Regions from separate parts of the Mus musculus genome. Here region 1 is linked to region 2. A link is a contact called in ENCODE Hi-C or POLR2A ChIA-PET data. All regions are on one chromosome and are shown on one strand. Each heading gives the region's core, a stretch centred on a gene start or an enhancer-like site at or near the end of the contact. The rest is flanking DNA. Distances are from core to core; before and after follow the strand shown.

Evidence for each region. A loop is a pair of places that touch in the nucleus more often than their neighbours do. ChIA-PET counts read pairs that join two places held with the same protein, here RNA polymerase II (POLR2A).
Region 1: a loop to region 2 is called in a map of heart, with 3 times the contacts of the local background. The contact joins the enhancer-like site here to the promoter of Ppm1a in region 2. A Hi-C loop is called at or near these places in 1 of 37 maps with a recorded cell type or tissue (heart). POLR2A ChIA-PET finds 5 or more read pairs at or near these places in 2 of 5 experiments (Patski and embryonic stem cell).

What each region holds. Positions count from the first base shown.
Region 1 is chr12:72,689,462-72,696,113 of GRCm38, reverse strand. No RefSeq gene overlaps it. Among named protein-coding and RNA genes, the nearest start is that of Dhrs7, 28 kb to the right of the region's middle. Within about 2 kb of position 1,475, at least 1 of the 3 ENCODE cell types and tissues checked has a DNase peak (open chromatin) inside an H3K27ac peak, as active enhancers do.
Region 2 is chr12:72,756,780-72,763,018 of GRCm38, reverse strand. Ppm1a (protein phosphatase 1A, magnesium dependent, alpha isoform) reads right to left here and starts at 1,808. Exons shown (of 6, transcript NM_008910.3): 1 at 1,388-1,808.

The DNA.
Region 1 (6,652 bases), core at 226-2,725, 67 kb after region 2:
ATGAATCTGACACTTTTGTTTCTACCTCTTACCTCTACCTAGGTAAGAAGGCTATACTAAAGACACTAAAGCCCATGTTCTTCCCAAGATCAAGGGGTGCAGAGTCTGGTTTGAGAACATTGAACTCAGAAAAGAAGGCTAACTCTATTAACTTTGTCTTAGAAAACTATCTAGTGGGCTGGCGAGATGGCTCAGCAGGTAAGAGCACTGACTGCTCTTCCTAAAGGTCCTGAGTTCAAATCCCAGCAACCACATGGTGGCTCACAACCATTGGTAATGAGATCTGACTCCCTCCTCTGGTGCATCTGAAGCCAGCTACAGTGTACTTACATATAATCAATCAATCAATCAATCAATCAATCAATCAATCAATCTTTGGGCCAGAGCGAGCAGAGTTGACCAGAGTGAGCCGGGCAGAGGTCTTAAAAATTCAATTCCCAACAACCACATGAAGGCTCACAAACATCTGTACAGCTACAGTGTACTCACATACATTAAATAAATAAATAAATCTTAAAAAAAAAGAAAAGAAAGAAAACTATCTAGTATGTCTACTGATACTATCAGATCATGGAGGTTATAGGCGTAACCAACTACTCTCTGGTTGGATGTGAGGCTTGCTTCACAGGAAGGAATTCACACTTGTTACTCTAAATTTGCTCAAAAGTCAATAGTTCAGGAGACCATAGGTCCTGGGGCAAAACTACTACTGCCATTTTTCCTTTTTTCCTAAATGGACACATCATCAAACTGTCTTCTAAATATTTATGTTTCTATTCTTAGGTTAGTGCTGCTCTCGGCCTTAGGCAGCAAGGCATCTTTCTGCAGAGGGCAGCAGACAGCGTGAGACACTCAGAGCTCATCAGCCTGCTTAGGATAAGTGACTACTGAGTGATCAGCTCCGAGTGGGACATTTCTGTCAACCCCCACGAGGCTCCTCGAGCATTGAAGAAATGGGGGCAAAAAGCATGTAAGAGCCAGGGGAGGGGACGGGTGCTGTGAGGTGCCGCCTGCTGGACATGCATCCATCAGCAGCTGTCCTGTCACCTCGATGCAGATTTAGTTGTCTGCACAAGAGCAAACCAGCAAGTTCAGCCAGTATTCCAGGGGCATATGGTGGGGTGTTTGGGAGGAATGGGAGTGGAATTGGAGGAGGGTACGATCAAGATACATTGTATACATATATAAAACAGCTAAAGAATAATGAAAGATTTTAAAACGGCATCTAGGTGTTTATGGCACAGTAATTTATAGTCCAGAATTTAATTTTTTTTTTTTTTTTGGAGAGGTACACAGTAGTTTCTTTTACTACTGTTTATTTTTCTTGCATTGAAATGTCAATCTTTTACTCGGACTTTAGTCATCTGTGACACTGTTACCACGCCGGGTGTAACATGTGGCCAGCTGACTCCCATCCAAACTGTAGTTTAATCTGCCTTCATGGAAACATAACGTTGGCACTGTGGGAGAGGCGGGCAGGGCAGTAGTGCCAACAGCTGAAATTCTGTCTCCAGAAGCTAAACGGTTATCCTGTGCGCTGAATGAGCGGACACACGGTCAACACAACAGCTGCTGATGTCACAAGGAGAGGTTTACTGCGCTTATTTTTAGGGTTGCCAAAGTGGAAAAACAGCCCCACTTAACCGGACATTTCTCCCATCGCTCTCTTTCTCTTTTCTAGGTCTCATCTGCCTTTCTGTCTCTCTCCTTCATTAACACATTTGAATTCACCTTTCAAAGTTGTAGTCCTGGAAACCAGGAAGCCAAAGAGTCTCTTAAAGAAAAACAACAACAACAACAACAACAACAACAACAACAACAACAATTTATTTTGAGCAGTCGAACAGCAGAGGAGAACACCCAGACAGCTCGGATTGGCCAGTTTCTATGTATGCGCCGTTGAAATTAAGAAACATTTTCAAAAATTCTATTCGTCACCTTGGACCCACTTATTTAACAGTAAATATAAGCCAACCAGTAGAGGGCAGTGCTGACTTGTTCCTTAAAACCCTCAACAGTAAGGGCAATTTTAGTAGTGAAAAAAAAATTTTTTTTTAATGTAAAGTTGAGCAATCAAATAGATGAGAAGATTTCAAGGGCAATGAGTCACAGCAACACATGGTTGATGCAAACAGGTTGTCACAATTTTCCTGGGACATAAATTAAATACTTGTTTCACAACCTGCCTTTTTCATGTTTGCTTCTTCCGCATGTGGCACTGTGGCCATCAGAAAATCCTTCCGTGCTCTCGGAACCTCACCTTTCTCATTAGAAAATGATGTATTTGGCACAGATGAGAGTTAGCTTCCCTTTGAGGGAACACTAGTCTACGAAAGAGAATGCTAAATAAAATAATTTTGTAGACAGACCTCCTGGAGAAGTTTAAGGGGACCGTACCCCATCCTCACTGATCATTCTCATTGCCGAGTTAGCTACTCCAAATCCTTGGCAGCGCTTTCTAGAAAACACCTGGGGCCAGAGTGTGAGTCATGCAAGGAAATACACCGACCCTGGCCTTCCCTTCCCTTTATCAACTAAGAAGTTACTACCCCTAGTAGCAGCGTAAGGTATTCTTGATATATACCACTGCTTCGGATGCCTTGCGCCGTTTGCTTTCTAGTGTGTTAACATCGCTTGGGCTCCTGGCTCTAGCTTCTTCCCCACGCCAGGAGCATCATGGCTTTTGCTGTCACACAGAACTGTTTCTGTAAGGACCCAGGCAGTCAAGGTAGCCGGCGCTTTGCACGTGTGGATTTCACAACTGTGGAGTCCATCAGCTGTGGATGGAAAATATTCCTTTTAAAAATCGTGTTCATATTGGGCATGCCTTTTGGTTCCCACTACCCATCATGGCGTTAGTCCCTAAACAATGCAGCATCACACCTATTTACATAGCATTGACATTGTATGCGTTGCATGTATGAGACTCTGGGTTGGATCTTCAGCCATACACTGGACACTGTGGTACACAGTTGTAATTTACAATTTGGGAAGTGGAGGTAAGAAGACCATAAATTCAAAGCCAGCCTGGATTACAGATGTATTTTTGAGGTCAGCCCAGGACATATCTCAACACCGAAAGACAAAAGTAAAAAAGAACCTTGAAGAACTGAGAGAGAAGCCATTCATCATGTGCAAAGGACCTTTAATAAATTAATTAGCAGAGTCCTCCTTAGTCAGTGGGACCAGGAAGGTAGAGGCTTACTTTGGAAAGAGGCTCATTTTCTTTTTTTTTTCTTTTTTTTTTTTTAAAGATTCATTTATTTATTATATGTAAGTACACTGTAGCTGTCTTCAGACAATCCAGAAGAGGGAGTCAGATCTTGTTACAGATGGTTGTGAGCCACCATGTGGTTGCTGGGATTTGAACTCCGAACCTTTGGAAGAGCAGTCGGGTGCTCTTACCCACTGAGCCATCTCACCAGCCCGAGGCTCATTTTCTATGCTTTCAATCACCCACAGTCAACTAAGATTGAAAATATTAAACAGATGTTGGACAGTGGTGGCACACATCTTTAATCCCAGCACTTGGGAGGCAGAGGCAGGTAGATCTCTGTGAGTTCGTGGTCAGCCTGGTCTTCAGAGTGAGCTCCAATACAGCAGAGATACACAACAAACCCTGCCTCAAAAAAAAAAAATAAATAAAAAAGAAAGAAAGAAAGAAAAAAAGGAAGGAAGGAAGGAAGGAGGATAGAAAATTTTAAAGGAAAGCATCACAAATAAGCAATTCATAGATTGATTTTTATTTTATTTTTTAACCTTTTTGGGTGGTGGGAATAAAATCTAGGGCTTTGTGCAAGCTAAGTAATTTCTCTATGGCTGAGCCACATCCACAATCTGGCACCACTGCATACATTTCAAATTGCATGTCACTGTGAATAGTATGATAAAATTCATGCTGTCCAGCTCCACCTAGCCTGGAGTATAGACTGTCTCTTCTAGTGTCTTCATGGTGTATATGCTACCATACATTCTGCACTCAGTCTGGGTTATGAGATCAACTGTCACAGTACTGAAGTACTTACGTTCAATCCCCCATATTACTGGGTGTGTTTGCTACATGCATATATTCTCAGTATTAGGAAGCCTGAGGCAGAGGATTTCAAATTTATGACTGGGTCAGGCTACATAGCAAGACCCCATCTCAACAAAAGAAAACAAAACCTAGGACTAGGAGCAAAGCTCAGTGCTCAGAGATAGAACACTTGCTCCTGGTTTGATCCCCAACATCACCACGAGCAACCCATTGATCAAGCAAGCAAATAAGTAAAAAAATTGTTTTACTTAATAATGATGACAAAGTGCAAGATGACAAAGTGGCACCGGAAACTAGGGTACAAAGGGCAGCCGTGATGTGTTTCCTTTAAGTGATAAAGTGGAGGTTTATCGTGTTTATTCTATAGAGTTCAGTACCATCCACAGCGTTCACAGTGGGTCTGAGAGTAGCTCTCCTACACACAACTGTAGACGACTCTGTTTTAAATGTTGAAAACAGACTTCACTGAGGCATAGCGCTCACTTTAAAGAGAATAAGAGAGTTGACTCTGGAGCCCACTGCTAGTGCCCCAGTAACACAGAATCAGATTATCCCAAATACTGTGTTTCAATGTGGCAACAGTTTCACAAGTTTTTATGGTAACAAGGAATGTTACAAGTTACAAATCAGGGTTTCCCACCCTCTTCTCTCCATATTGGTAGAAACATCAGATAGGTTACAGCAAAGCAGGCACATCTCTGTTCTGGGTCTCAGATGTTAGATGTTAAAGTTAAAAACCTGTTTATACATGTCAAAAAGGCTAGTCATAAGACCCTGTAGCCAGGAGGGTGTCAGGCTGAGCATTGAGGAGGGGAAATAAATGGTTAATATGGAGAGGAGGACAGCAATAGAGAATTTGGCTCTCAACTTTCCACAGTTACTGAAATTTTAGTTAGCCAATAGGCCTTATAGAATATTTAAATTCTGCCTTGTCACTGGGAACTTCACTCCTCAGCTGCTCCTACAGGCCAGTGCCACAGTTTGTGTACACAGATGACAAACATTGCCTTATATGCTACAGTGCTAGGAAGGCTAGGTCCTAGAATCTGACATAGATCAATAGGCAGGAAGAAGTTTTCAGGAGAGATAATAGTTGGTAAAGCCGTAAAGGAAGAAATCTCTGGGTCATTTGAAACATATTAGTCATCATGATATGAATTTTGTTTCCCCCCACTCTCCATCCGTCATAACATTTGCAGATGACACATAAAACTTAAAGTTAAAATAATTAGGGATGTAGGGGCTGGAGAGATGGCTCAGCAGGTAAGAGCACTGACTGCTCTTCTGAAGGTCCCAAGTTCAAATCTCACAACCATCCGTAATGAGATCTGATGCCCTCTTCTGGTATGTCCAAAGACAGCTACAGTGTACTTATGTATAATAATAAATAAATCTTGGAGCTAGAGCAAACAGAGGTCCTGAAAATTCAATTCCCAACAACCACATGAAGGCTCACAACCATCTATACAGCTACAGTATACTCACATACATAAAATAAATAAATAAATCTTTAAAAAAAGATTTAAAAAATAATAATAATTAGGGATGTATCATGGCCTAAAGAAGTGAAGGTGATAGATGATGGTAACACATTTTAATCAGCCAAAAGTAGCATATTTTTTAACTAAGTTGACTCTGTGTTTCCCCCTGGGCCTAGAGTTACTTGTCCTCCATGGAATAAAGCCTTTGACATTATTATCTTAAGTTAGTTTGGAAAGGTAAGTGGACAGCCACAATACAGAAGAAATTAAATAATGATATAGAATTTCATTACATTTTCTTTTAACAGAGTTGACTGTTGCCACATATCAAATGTTATTAGTGGTAGGGATAGAAATAGAAGGTCAGGCTTGTAAGAATTAGGATCCCCTAATTTTTGTAGGCACAACCAAGTCTTATTTCTCATTTTATAGTAAGAAAGGGACACGGAACACCAATAGAAGTCACTTGTAAATATTATCCATTAACTTTGTATTGGCAAAATATAGCTATTATTTTATTTTAAAAAAACGCTAGTGAACTGAAGCATGGGACACCTTAAACACTCATTTAACCAAGAAACACAAGCTCTCACGTTCTAATTGTCTATGAAAGTTACTATAGTTCAATTCTAATTGGGCTTTTAATTTTAGGAGGTGTTTTGCTGCTATAATTGTTCAGGAGTTAACTCAAAATTTTGGGTGGCTCTAATAAGAGTCAGGGGAATTAAAGTCATTTTAAAGGAGTCAGAAGTCTGAGTATACTGTAGGATTTTTTTTTTAATAGCTCTTCACTTGTTATATCTGAACACTTTTCATATCAGGAAAAGCATGGTGATCTAACTGGTTAGTCTTAGTAATATTATTTCCTTTCTCTTAGTAGGAAGACATTTATTTGTTTTAGGCTGTAGAAGTCTGGATTTTAAATGGACATGCCCCCAGACCCACTCCAACACCTTCCCTGCACTGGCAATGGAGCTCTTTGTAGTAGACTTAACATAAGTCATTACCTGTTTAAAAACTAGATTTTTAAAAATCCAAATTATTTCCAGCAAAGGAAGAATTCTTCTATATGGTAGTGAAAATACTTTAATCTTCTTAAACTCGGAGAACATAATTGAGTAAGTGAGAGATCTGG
Region 2 (6,239 bases), core at 559-3,058:
AAGCTTCTAGGTTAAAAGCAGTCATCCCAACATAGCTGACTGTTCAATCAGGTATATACAAGACAAGTGAGGAGAACTTGGTCTTGCACCATTCAAGAGGCCCCGAGCTAAATCTATCCCCAGCAATGCAAAACAAACAAACACACACACACACAAAAATGCAGCCCAGAACTGTAGCACTGGGAAGATGATCTGCTTTGTGCTTCAAATTATTAAACAGTCAAGCAGACATTAAGGCAATAAAGGCGGTATTGAAGATAAGTATGTGGGTGTGTGCTCACTATCTTTCTGGTCCTTAGTTTCCTCATCTGTAACTACAGAAATAATCTTTGGCAAAGGCCCAGAATACAGAAAAGGTTAAAGGGAGGTGAGAACCAAGCACTATGTAGTGAGCCCTCAGAAACCCTAAAATCCTAAGGCCCAGAAAACAATCATTTAAGTTCTATGATTCTTCAGCAGGCTTCTCCTCCATCCAGTAGTAGTCATGTTTGAAATCTGAAAGCCAGGGTTTAAAAAGATTGTTTTTGTTTTTTTCTCTGAACCGTGGAAAACTACTCATTTTCGTAACGTCAAAATCATTTATTCTTCTCAAACAATGCCAATCTCCTTATACTCTAACCGCGCGGTTAAAAATATACCAGGAGCATTATTCCAACTATCAGGAAACTTGGGGTGGGGGCGGCATCGTAGATTGCTTAGACTCTGACCTTTGTGGATTTCTAAGTATCGTGTAGTGTTTGAGAAAAGAGAAAAACACTTTGGATGATGAAATTTGCAAAAGATCTAAAACTCCAGTTGGCAGAAGGCTCTCCACAGCCAGCTGTCTTTCAAGAAGGGGATCCGAGTGTGTTTACAACCTACAAGCAGAAGGGAGCCAAGCCTAAACTAAACTCTAACATAAAGAACTTTCCTCCAATATATCAGGCCAAAATGATGCAAAACCTGTAGTTTACTTCAATGGGTTTGCTCCAAGCCGGAATAATGAATGAAATGGAGGCATCACTACTGAGTTGGGGGCCTCACTTTCAACCCAGCGGGTGAGTCTCCAAATCCAGTGAACTCACGGGCTGATCTGCTTCAAGGGGAGACCCCGCTGCAGGCTCCCCGAAAGTTCCGCGGCCGCCAGTGTCCGCCCCGCCCGGCCGAGGGTCGCGCCCCCTCCCAGCCGCCGCACACACCCCGCCTCCGCCCCCGCCGCGTGTTAACCCCTCGCCACCCGGCGCGGGCTCGGGGAGGAGGCCGCCCAGGGGGTGGAGTTGTCGCGTCTCCTCCCGGGATCGCCCGGGCAGACGCCCGGCTTGTTTACAGGCCCCAGGCCTGGCCGCCGCCGCACAGGCCCTCCGCCCGCCCGCCCTCGCCCTCTTCCTCGCCCTCGCGCCGCGCTTACCCGGAGCAGCCGCGGGCGGGCGGGTCCCTCGGTCGGCCGGGGCGGCGGTGGCGACGGCGGCCGGGCACGGGGTCCCGCGACGGCGGCCGGGCCCGGGCGGAGGAGGGGAGGAGCCGGGCTGGGTCCGGGCCCCCGGCTCTCGGAGCCCTCGCGGCTCAGATCATCCGGGCGTCGGAGCGGGAGGCAGAGAGCGGGGCCCGCGGGAGGCGGAGGAGGCGCCGAGGACTCATCGCTTTCCGCCCCACCTGCCTGGGCCCCCCTCCCCCCGCCCCAGCCACCCGATCCCGAGCTGCGGACCCGGCCGGCGCGGAGACCACGGCGTTCTAGCTCCTGCGCGCGCTCCCGCCCCTAGCGCCGCCACCGCCGCCGCCTCTAGCGCGGCCCCGCGCACGCGCGCTCTCGACACCGCTGCCCCTCGCCCGGCCCCGCCCCGCCCCGCGCCGCCGTTTCCCCCACCCCCGGCCCTGCAGCTGCGGCGCGGCCCATGGGCTGGAGAGACCCGGATGTGGGAGGGCCGGAACTGCGGCTTGGGCGGGGGAGGGGCGGCGGTGACGTCACTGCCCTGCGCTGCTCCTCAGGTCGCTGCCGCGGGCCGATCCCTAGGGAGCGTGGACGTCCTGGGTGCGAGCCAGGCGCGCGGCCTTCGCGCTAGGGCGCAGAGGGCCTCTCCAAACCCGGCTGTCGTCGTCGTCCGCACCCGACTCTTACACCTGCCTACGGACGCCGGTCTCCAGGTGCAGTCTCGGTTAGCGCCCGGCACAGGGGACTCAGCCTGCCCCTTCGACCCCACGAGGCGCACACGAGTGCCGCGGCCATACCGCAGACGTGCGTGTGCAAACCGTTCACGCCTTGGGACACGTGCCTAGCTAGAGCTTCTCGCGGGTTGTCCCCGAGTCCCTGCAGGGATTCCGAATTGTATTTATGTGCACGTTACGGGGTCACGTGATTCGGGCTCAACGGGCACCTCCAAAGACCTCCAGTGGGGCTAATGGAACCGAGGGTTTTTCAAAATCTAGAGGATAATCAGAAACGTGACAGCTGCTTTCACGGAGAGCTAGAGATGAGCAAAAGGTAACTGCACGTGCAGGCGGCCAAAATCCAGTTTAGCTAGCTCGACCACAGAAAACCCGACCCACGCTGCTTGCCGACGCCGGGATAGAATGACAAACCCTAGGCAGCCAATGAATCAGAGCTGGAAAGCAGTACATCACCAGTATGAGTTCCCATTGGTTGGGTGTGCCTTCCCAGCTTTTCAGTCACCAGCTTAACCCTTACAACCAAATTCGCAGGAATAGAAGTTTAAGAGAGATTCTGATATAATACAAAGAAAAAGCATATATTCCGCTGAAATAGGCTAATGCTTTAAAAAAAAAAATACTAAAACTATTAGCCAAATTGAGTTCAGACCAGTAACAAGATTAATTTCAGTAAGGCCTTCCCCTTTTCTCTGGTGCTTACTGCAGTTTGCCACCCCGCTACTTCGTGTCTCTTATAAACCACTCCATTGTCTTGACTCTTAGATCAAATACAACCTGCTTTTGCCGGCTGTCATCCCGCAAACTATTTCTCTATTTTGGATGTTGTGGTAACCATTTCTGATATTTTCACCACGACTTATGGAAGATGATTCCCTTTTCTTCACTTTTACACCTGACATCAATGGCAGGACCACATGTGAGACTGCCAATTCCCAGCAGACACTATCTTCACTGACCCTCCAAATCACTCAGTATTTTGGGAATACGATGAATTTGTAGCACCTCCAGGTATATAAAGTAAAAATAAAATTCACTATACAGTTCTTAATTCTTTTCTATACAAGTGCAGAAATAAATGAAATTAGGTGCGAAATCTTTTAATGAAATGCTGTTTTATTATTATATACAATATGTTGTTTAGGTTTTGTTAAGTGGGGATGCTGAGGATTAAAACCATGTCAAGTCCTCAACCATTAAGCTCTGTCCTCAGCCCTGGTTAGGGTTTTTGTTATGTGCTTGTTTTGTTTTTGAGACAAGGTCTCTATGTAGTGCTTGCTGGCCTCAAACATACAAGGATCCTCCCAGACTGCCTCTGGATTGCTGATAGTACAAGCATGTGCCACCATACCTGACTCAATTCTTAGTACTACTATTAATACTTAAAACAAGTTACTGCACGATGGGCATACAAAAGTCATGTTGTGACAGCCACCATTTAGTGCTCTGTGTGTCTGTGTGTCTGTCTGTGTGTGTACAGAGTCTTGGCTTTCCCAGGCTGACTCTTGTGAAACTGAGGATTACTTTAACTGGTCCTCCTGCTTCCACATCCCTACCACCACACCTGTCTACAGTGCTCTTAAACAATACATTTTCTCGTTGAAGAGCTGAGTCATCTGTGGCAGTACACATGATAGGAAATTGGGAGGTTTTTGTCTGGGTTTTTAGGTTTACATTCCTGTAGTCTCTCTGTCCTATCTTTGTAAGAAAACTTGAGTAACAGAAGAGGTAAGAAAAAATACAATTTGATATAGTATGTAATATATAAAATATAATGATGAGATTTCTTTTTCCAGGAGTCTGACCAGTCAGTATATCACAGACAGCCAGTCAGTTGTGTCTCTGGACACCATTTGTAGTGTGAATGAGGAAACTTGTGGGCCATAAATTTAACATTTAGGAACTCGGAATTAGACATTAATATTGTCTAATGAAAGTTATTTGATTTTGATATTCCCTTCTATTATCAAATTTTTGGTGGTGGTGTTGAAACAGGGTCTCAAAAATAAACAGCCAAGTAAAAGTCAAAGATGTGGCACGCCCAGTTCCTACAGGAAGTTCTTAGTTCCTACAGGAAGCCTTTCTCAATCCCATTCTTACATTCAGACAAGAAGGCACAGCCAAGCCTTTATCTGTTGTGTTTGCTACTTCCCAGGTGTTAGTTCTTCCTTTATGACCAGTCTCAAGTCACCAAGATTAAGTCTCTGAATTTCTAACACTTAGACACAATATGCACATATTACCTCAGAAACACATAGCCCTGGCTGTCCTGAAACTCACACTTTCCTCAGCCTTCTGAGTGCTGGGATTGTAGATGCGACCACCATGAGGAAAGGGACTTTGGAAATAAGAGGGATAACTGTTTTTCAGGTTTTAACTGTAAGACTTTAATTAATCCTCTAACCCCTGTTGAAGTCTTGGTTAAATATCAGTTTGATCATTTTACATATCTAAAACCATCATATTCTGCATATATATGTATACACACACACACACACACACACACACACAGAGAAAGGAAGTCAAAAGGTAAAGTGTCAAAGTTCTGAACTTACTGTGTTCCCGTTGCCTAGGACTTGAGAGACTTGAGGCAAAGACACAGGGAAGCTAAAGCCCAATACACTTAATACGAAACATGAACTATTAGGGTAGGCCAGTGCTGGCACACACCTGTAATCCCAGCACTCAGGAGACAGAGGCCAGCAGATCTCTGTGAGACGCCAGCCTGGTCTACAGAGTGAGCTTCAGGATAGCCTGGGCTATACAGAGAAACCCTGTCTCAAAAAATAAAAACAAACAAACCCCTAAAACTATTAATATATGAAATTAAAGCCTAGTATACTCAATACTCTCTCCGTTATTAAAGATGAGGTATTTAATTTAAACTCAGTACTCTCTCCCTTTCCTCTACAATCCTGATTTTAAAAGAAAAAATTTGGGGGGTTACATTCTTATTGAATAACTATGATGGATGCATCCAGAGGCTCAGTCCTGAGGTGGCCTAACCCAGGCCTCTCAGAGTGCTCCCCCACCCCCACCCCGCATGTAAATGATCCTCCAGGATGCCTGAGAAGCCCCCTCCCCCAGCCAGCCAACCATCCTTCCACAGCAAGCTGAGCACTACCCAAGCACAAAGCCAAGTAGGCCAGAGATCCATCTGTCCTTTCCTCTGTCTGCTTCACTACCTGGTTTGGGCTTTTGTTTCTCCCATAGCCACTTCATGTATCCTCTTGTCTGCTTTCTTCTTGACTCTCTTCTCCCTTTCTTCTGTACTCCTTTTATTTCCTTTTCCTTTCTTGCCCTCATTTTTCTCTTTCTTGATTTGAATAGTTTAATCCAAAATGCAGTTTCTGTTACCCACTTTCTCCTGAACTTGAACATATGAGATAGCCCTAAACTGATCTCATTCAGGGATGGGGTACCCCACCCCATCCCCTCCCTCCCTCTCCCCCCTCACCATATCATGGTAATGAAAAACAGCTGTCTACAGGACTGTTAAAGAGTGGGAATGATTAGACTCAATGCCCTGTGTGACATCACCACTGAGGTGGGGGGCGGGGTAGCCAGCCATCTTCTGCTGCCTCTGTGCCTCCTGGTCCCTGAGAAACATGTGAAGTGTGAGCGCTACCAGCCAAGTCCTGGTGAAAGGTTTCCCCTCGACCCAGCGGGTGGCTTAACACTAGCTCTTATCAGATAAGTGCCTCTGTTTGACAGATAGTCATTGTGTGCCAGGCACTGGGCTGGATCCTGTGGTCAGTGACATCAATAAGAATGGTCCCTGCCCCCACAAACTGGCCTTATAATGAGGGACATTCACAAAGAGTAAATAAATAAAATGAGGTGCCATGGTGGAGGAGGTGACTTGAAAACAAATGTTAGAGTGAGAAGAAAGCTTAGTAAAGGGGGATGGGAGGTAGCTGGGTAACTGAGGGCAGTGGATGTGTATGTACGTATATGTGGGTGTGCAGCCACATGCATGTGTGGAAGCCTCTATCCGCTGCCTCCTGGCTCCATCTCCCCTATACTAGGATTACACCTGGCTAGTATAAGCCTGGCACACCTGGCTTTTTTAGATGTATATGGAGAATCTGAAATCA